3 separate regions of the Homo sapiens genome follow, and regions 1 and 3 are each linked to region 2. The links are chromatin loops, found by intact Hi-C in ENCODE. Cell type or tissue: heart right ventricle. All regions are shown on one strand.

Region 1 (2,500 bases), 190 kb after region 2:
GAAGTTGTGGTGAGCCGAGGTCATGCCATTGGACTCCAGCCTGGGCAACAACAGTGAAACTCCGTCTCAAAAAAAAAAAAAAAAGAGAAAAAGAAAGAAAGTTACTATGTGCAGCCAATGCATACTGGCTAGTGCTCTACCTCCTTAAGAGTGGGTTATCTACAGAAATTATTTGGATTTTTTCCACAAGGGAGATTGTCAGTTCTCCTTTATTTATGTCTTTAATTCAGTCGTTTATTATATCCATATGGACTCATGTTTATGTATTTTCTGCTTTGAAATTATAAATACTATTTTATTTTCCTGCTCAAATTTTTTCAGTTTTGGCCACTGGGAACGCTTTCAGTTGGCTCCTGTATCTCTTTGGCACACCCCCATTGTTATGGTTTTCTCTTTTTGTTTTAGCTTTCGTTTTGAGCAGTTTCTTACTATCTGGCACTACAAGATCCTTCAGACTCATCTTGTGTATTTCCTTGTTCAGTCCTAGAATCAGCTACTTTTCTAAAGCCATATGTTTTCTTTTATCAGAGAATGGTTATTAGAAACCAAGATCTGGGTGCTTATTGCTGCTGAGATATCAGTGTCTTCTAAACCCTCTCTGCTGATAGACTAAGAGATATATATGTACATACTAACTCATGTATGTATACATATCTATAAATATTTTTCTGTGTAACTAATTCATGTCTCTTTTAGATAACTAGTTAATACTGATGTCTCTGACCCTAATCTCTTACCATACAGTACAGTGGTTTCAAAATTTTTATCTGTATTCTGTCAGTATATTTTAATACTTTTTTTTTTTCTTTCACCCAGATTCGGGAACTGGAGCCTCTCCTCTGTCACAGTGACAATCCATCTCAGCTCATCTGGACATCATCTCGCAGTGCAAGGAAATCTAATTTCAGCCTCGAGGACTTCCAGCACAGCAAAGGCAAGGAACCCTACAGCTCTTCCAAATATGCCACTGACCTTTTGAGTGTGGCTTTGAACAGGAACTTCAACCAGCAGGTAAGGCCTGTCTCAGTGATACGGAAATGGCAGAGGAGGGTTCTCTTAATTACCTGCTGTTGATTTCCTAATAAGGTAGCTGGCTTTCCACTAACTCTTATAGTTTAGATTGATATTTGGTGTATATGAAAGTGTTAGGGCAGAGATAATTGGCTCCTGACATTATAGTTATAGGTAGTTCATTCTGTGGTTCTTCAGGAATTCTAACTTATGTTAACAGAGTGACACTACTAAAAGTGATAATAGCTACTGTGTTGGTACTTGCTGTGTTTCAGGTGCTGTATTCGTCTGTGTATGTCATTAAATACCTGCCTCATTACATGGAGGTGGGTCTAAGTATTACCATTTTCAGATGAGGACACTAAATCTCGGAGAACTTAAGTCATTTACCTGATGGTCACACAACTTGTAAATGGTAGAGCTCAGAATTGAGCCCGAGGCTGTCTTGACTTTATAGCTTGGACTTTTCCCACTGTACCATGCTGCCGCCTAGTGTTTGTCATAGCAGACGTTTATAGGACAGTCAAGTAGTTATGAAACCTTCTGGATAGTGGTGGTTTTAGGTAAGACTCCAGAGCTCTGTCTCTATGAGGATCTCAGTTTATGGGATGTTTTTCAGGGGATGGTGACCCTTGTTGGTCATACTGAGTCCTTGTTGCCACTATGGTCTGCACCTTACTGCTTCTTTGTATGTCTCTGTTGCCCAGGTCTAAATTCTTACCTGGAAATCTCCAGTCTTCGCCTTGGACATTTTCTTTTGTTTGCTTTGATTGACAGTGTTCTATGAGTATGGGGCTATGGAGAAGTTTAATTTCACTAACATTTACAAAAGACCTATCATGTTTAGGGCACTGGGCCAGGTTTAGGGTTGAGGAGGAAAGTGAAATAAGATGATGATCAAGAATTATGTTTTACCTCAACGGAGCTTCTTGGATCATGAATTAGACATAGAAATATAACTCTTATGTGATGGTCTAGACCTGGCTTATTCTGGAATTGCTACCTTTATCAGGTGGTATTCTGTGTTCTGGCTCTTAGAATGATGCCCCCCTTTTTTTTTGAGACAGAGTCTCATTCTGTTGCCCAGGCTGGAGTGCGGTGGCACAATCATGGCTCACTGCAACCTCTATCTTCTGAATTCAAGTGATTCTTGTACCTCAGCTTCTCAAGTAGCTGGGATTACAGGGATGTGCCACCACACCCAATTTTTGTGTTTTTAGTAGAGACAGGGTTTTACTATGTTGGCCAAGCTGGTCTCGAACTCCTGACCTCAGGTATCTGCCTGCCTCAGCCTCCCAAAATGCTGGGATTACAGCACTTGCGCCCAGCCTGAATCATGCCTCTTATAAAGTTGAAGCTAAGAGCATACTTTCGGGAACTGAATTTGAATCCTGACTCTTTGTAACCCTAGGCATATTATTTAATCTCCCTATGCCTCAGTTTCCTCATCTGAAAAATAGGGATAGTAATAGTGCCTGCCTCACAGATT
Region 2 (2,500 bases):
AATTTCACAATTAGCAGTTTGGGAAAAGGGCCCATTGGTATGAGACGGCTCAGCCTGTGGTATCCGAGGAGGAAGGGTCAAAAGCACAAAGAGAGAGAGTGCCAGATGGTGATCAGGGCCAGATGGCTGTCGCCAGGGTCATGCTCAAGCTAGTGCGAATTAAGAAGAATCACAATAAGCTTATGCAACACCAGCCCAAAGCCAATTATTGTTCTTGGACTTAGGGTATATTTCCTCTTTATTTATAGGAAAGTGTATGTTTGTATGTGTGTGTTTGTATATGGGGGGGTTGTGTTTGCAGGGGATGGCAAAGAGCAGTTCTGGGAATAATGAATCAACATTTGAAAGTAGAGTTGGGCTATACTTAGGTGAGTGTAATTGTTTCAGTGGAAAAGTTTTTCTCACATTCTTTCCCTTCCCTTTATTATATTCTCGTAACATACTGAAGGGCAGTGCATTTGGCAGGCTGAATTTGGCACTGCTCAGACAGCCTCAGTAGAGCAAAGGGCCTGAGGACACTAAATTCTATCCGGTCCCATTTACAGAGCTGTTGGGCAATGAAATGGTGCTCTTGATAACTTGCTTCCAGGGGGTGAGAAGCAGAAAACCACAACCTACGGTTCCTGTCTTGGGTTGCAGGTGGAAGTTGAGAGCCCTACCCCTGCATAACAAAGTTGTAAGACTAACTGCTTTGCTTATTGGCGTATTCTTAATCAGAGACAAGAATATCCAAATAGTGATCAAATTAAAGGCCCATAGTACTCTTTGGTTAACGTTTATTAGTAGCAAGCTATTTTTGTCTCACTCTTCTATCCTCGTAACCAAATTTGGTTGGGCTTCCAAAAATGATACTCCAGGGTCTTGTTTCTGGAGCTGTCTGGAATCCTCTGGAATGTGGCAGCAGCCCTCAGCCCCACTGCCTGTCCTACCCTAATCTGCCCTGCTGTCAGGGGGGCTTGCATAAGCATAAGTTGAGGGTAATGATGAGCTAATATCTGAAGCCATGGAGCAGAATGTATTTGCTTAAGCCGGGTTTTATAGCTTGATTTTTCACTTATTTTCTGAGTGTATTATAGGCTAGTTTCTGTGAGTCGGCTGCCTTCCTGGGGGCCTTGTCCCGGCTGGGCATGTTTAACTGTTTTTTGTAGCCTTTCCCGCAAGGCTATTTCTGTGCAGTAGAGGGCAGTATTTTCAAATGCTCAGGTATTAGCGCCTCAGCCTTAGGAGAATGTTTAGCCCAGGTCCAAGTTACACAGGGTTGAGTAAAAGCCCACCTGCTTGACCGTCTGAGAAATGCTGACATCATCCATACCTCGATCCTCTGTGTCCTACCAGCAGATGAAGGGCACCCAGGTTCATTAATAGAAACTTGGAAATGCAGAGAAATAGCATATTTAAAATGACCTCTTTTCGAATGCAGCTGCTATTGTTTCTGTGTATTTTTCTCTTAGGTATTTCTTTTCTATGTACCTTAAAGAGTGCATAAATAGCCGGGCGCGGTGGCTCACGCCTGTAATCCCAGCACTTTGGGAGGCAGAGGGGGGCAGATCACCTGAGGTCGGCAGTTCAAGACCAGCCTGACCAACATGGAGAAACCCCGTCTCTACTAAAAATACAAAATTAGCCGGGGTGGTGGCACATGCCTGTAATCCCAGCTACTCGGGAGGCTGAGGCAGGAGAATCACTTGAACCCGGGAGGCGGAGGTTGCGGTGAGCTGAGATCGCGCCATTGCACTCCAGCCTGGGCAACAAAAGCGAAACTCTGTCTCAAAAAAAAAAAAAAAAAGTGTTTAAATAGTTAACAGTATAGCAAAAACATTTCCTCATATTGTGTAATTAATATTTATAAGTCTACTTTTTATTTGCTGAATCATGTTTATTCAGGTGGATTTGTTAACCTTTTACTTAGTGTTGAACATTAATTTTTTTCTTCCAGCTTTTTGATAATATAAATAATGCTGTGACAAATATTTTTTAATAAGAGGCTTTCCATATTTATAAGTATTTCCTGAGTATGGATTCCCAGACATAGAATTATTTGGTCAAAGAATATAAATATTCTTAAAGCTCTGATTACTGTTTTTTTTTGCATTGCTAGGGAATTTTACTAATTTATACTTTTGCCAGTTGTCTTAGTTTTTTTTTATTGCTGCCATAACAAATTACCACAAACTTAGTGGTTTAAACTACACAAACTTAATTATCTTATATTTTTGCAGGTCAGAAGTCTGGTACAGGTCCCATCAGGCTAAAATCAGGTTGTTGTCAGGGCTGAGTTTCTTCCCATAGGCTCTAGGGAAGGAAGAATCCGTTTTTTTTTTTTTTCGCTGATTCAGGTGGCAGCATGGAGTTCCATGGGGTTGTGGGACTGAGGCTCCTGTTTCCTTGTTGGCTGTTAGTTGGGGCTGTCCGTAGCTCCCCCACGCCGCTCTCTGGTCCTTGCAGATGGCGCCTACATCTCAGAACCAGTAATAGGGTATTGAATCCTTCTCATGCTGCC
Region 3 (2,500 bases), 140 kb after region 2:
CCACACTGAGTCATGCATTCAGAGTCATTACGTTGACTGCCATGGAGGGGCACTCCTCCAAAGTCTTCCCTCGGTGTCCAGATGGAGTCCTGCTGGACACGCTGTGCAAGCTTATACCCTTGAAACTCACATAGTTCCCTGAGGTAATGGGCCTGAGCAGTAGGCACTCACTTGGCTGTGTTTCCTTTGCAGATGGCTTGGTGTCTTACAATGCTCCAGCTGGGCAGCAGTTTGTACTCCCTGGAGGTTCCATCATTTATCTGAATGATTCTGTCTATGATGGAGCTGTTGGATACAGGTAAATCCTGGGAAACTTTATTAGAATGGGAAATTGGCCACTAAGAAAGAATAATATTTTATCATGTCTTGGGATCAATAATCAATCAACCAATCAGTATTTATTTAGTTCTTGTACAAGGCATTTGGAAATAATTTAGATGAAGGAATACACATGACCTTTATTTCCAGGGAACTTAAAGCCCGGTTTGGGAAGACAAGTTAATTACCCAGAAAACAATCAATTACACAAAGTAATGGCTAAAGTTTGTGATATGGCTCTAAGTATAATAGCCATATTTTTGACCCTCAAAACAGGACATGTAGTCTGACACAAATATTGACCTACTTATGGAAACAAAGGGCCAGAGAATTGAAGTAATAAGTATAATACTCTGGGCAAGTCAAGAAGTCAGAAAGAATAGACCTTATACATATAAATGCTTTGAAATTTGTAAAAAGGGGACTAGTAAGACTTACAATAGACAAGGAAAGTTCTAGGTTAAGATGAGAATTGTAGCAGAGGAAGGTAGGTAGAAGGTAGCAGAAGAAAGGAAGCAGGGCTGAAGGCAAGACTGACCTGGCTATAGTAGAAGCTGGAGTTGAGAAGAACAGAATGGAACAATGGATAAGCCTGAAGTGGATCAAAGGAGTGCCATGGCAAAGAAGTGTGACCAGATATAGTAGGAACTTAGGGTTGGGTACAGGATGCTCCCACCTATACTGTTTCACTTCAAGCCTTTAAGCCTTGCCATTCTTCTAGCCCACACTAACACTTTTCTCTCTAAGCTTGGTCTGCATCTGCAAAGTGAGCCTGGGAGAGAATTCAGTCCATCGTGAAGACCAGACCAGATGATGGAGGTTGACAGGGCTCGAGAGAAGGAGATACTAGTGAGTCTCAGGAAGGGAGTGTGGAATTACAGCCTTCTACTGGCTTAGGTGTGGAGAATGAACTATTGCCCTCTAGCTGCCATCCCCTGGGTGAAGACCTGATTCATCCACTCTTCTACTCCTAGTCACTTCCTTTCCATCTTCTTAATCACTGTTCTTTCCTTTTTGCTTAAACGGTCTTGGCATAATTTCGCTCAGTCACACCCCAACAGGCATGTATTCAAGGCACAGAGGAAATCAGAGATCAACCGAATTCAGTTTAATTTAATAAGCCTTTGTTAATCAACTGTTACTATATACAAGGAATTTGGCCAGGCATGTTAGGTATTCAAAGGTAATGGAGTCATTGATCCTACCTTTAAAGTGCTCACAATTTGGAGTAGGGGCTAAAACAGAATATAAGTTACTATGATTCAAGTATATGAGCAAGAGATAGCCTATGACTGCTCTGGGGTTCAAAGGAAAAAGTAAACTATAGTAGGAAAGCACAAAAATGGGGATGAAAACATCTGGATTTCATATAATAAAAGTTACTTCTGTTTGCTACAAGGCTTAAGGGATTAAAATGTGTGTGAAAAGCATTTCGTAAGATAAATTGCTATGCACATATAAGTTGTTATCTGATTATCATTTTTCTGACTGAAGGACCAGTAAAGATATGGTAGAACAGATGAAATCTGAACTGGGTCCCAAAGAATGGGTAGTACTTTCACAGGTGCAGAATCTTGAAATGGAATTTTAGGCAGAGGGAATAATAGCATGAGGAAAAAAGAATCATGGTTATAAAGTTTAGGGGACTGTCTGGGAGAAATCAACAGTTTATTTAACCACGGGCCATATTTATGTGGCAAAGTAGTGCAGGAGAAGCAAAACAAAGCAGATTATGCCATATTTTGAAGGAACCTGAAGTCAAAGCCAAAAGGAGCAAGAAGTGGAGGAGGAGGAAGAGGAGAAATTGCTGTTCTTATTCTTCATAAACATTATCATTAATGTAATGAGTCATTGAAGATTTTTAAAGCTGAGGAAGGACATGATTGGAGCTGTGCTTTAGACAGATTAATCAAGCAGCATGCAAAGGTTAGATTGGAATGGAATGAGGAGGCTATGAGGAACATTTTAAAACTCTTAGTTCTGCCAAGTAAAAAGAATTAATGACCAAGGCCATAACCGTGACTGTGGGGAATGAGGAAAAGATATTCATTTAGGATGTTTGAAATCTGATTGGATGTATGAGGCAAAACAGTAGGGTGAGAAAAAGGGTCAGATGAAGTTTGACAGTCTAAGTGACTGAAACAATGGGGATGACATTTATTTATTCGACAAATATATTTTG

The links. Hi-C counts contacts between places; a loop is a spot of excess contacts. Peaks named below come from ENCODE experiments on the same cell type or tissue, not always from the same donor. Only the 100,000 strongest peaks of a DNase experiment are listed, where the experiment ranks them.
Region 1: it touches region 2 in a loop (13-fold over the local background); 60 of 110 quality-filtered maps call a loop at or near these places.
Region 3: a loop joins it to region 2, with 4 times the contacts of the local background. A loop is called at or near these places in 15 of 110 quality-filtered maps.

The regions. Positions count from the first base shown.
Region 1 is chr1:162,798,927-162,801,426 of GRCh38, forward strand. It overlaps HSD17B7 (hydroxysteroid 17-beta dehydrogenase 7), which reads left to right. Exons shown (of 9, transcript NM_016371.4): 5 at 817-1,011. Among named protein-coding and RNA genes, the nearest start is that of HSD17B7, 9.5 kb to the left of the region's middle. In heart right ventricle, a CTCF peak has its summit at 1,505 (motif pointing left); a DNase peak (open chromatin) is centred at 1,505.
Region 2 is chr1:162,612,681-162,615,180 of GRCh38, forward strand. No RefSeq gene overlaps it. Among named protein-coding and RNA genes, the nearest start is that of DDR2, 19 kb to the right of the region's middle. In heart right ventricle, a CTCF peak has its summit at 1,170 (motif pointing right); a DNase peak (open chromatin) is centred at 1,125; H3K27ac peaks cover 898 bases.
Region 3 is chr1:162,755,472-162,757,971 of GRCh38, forward strand. DDR2 (discoidin domain receptor tyrosine kinase 2) reads left to right here. Exons shown (of 18, transcript NM_006182.4): 7 at 193-298. Among named protein-coding and RNA genes, the nearest start is that of HSD17B7, 34 kb to the right of the region's middle. In heart right ventricle, a CTCF peak has its summit at 1,246; no DNase peak of the experiment used is centred here.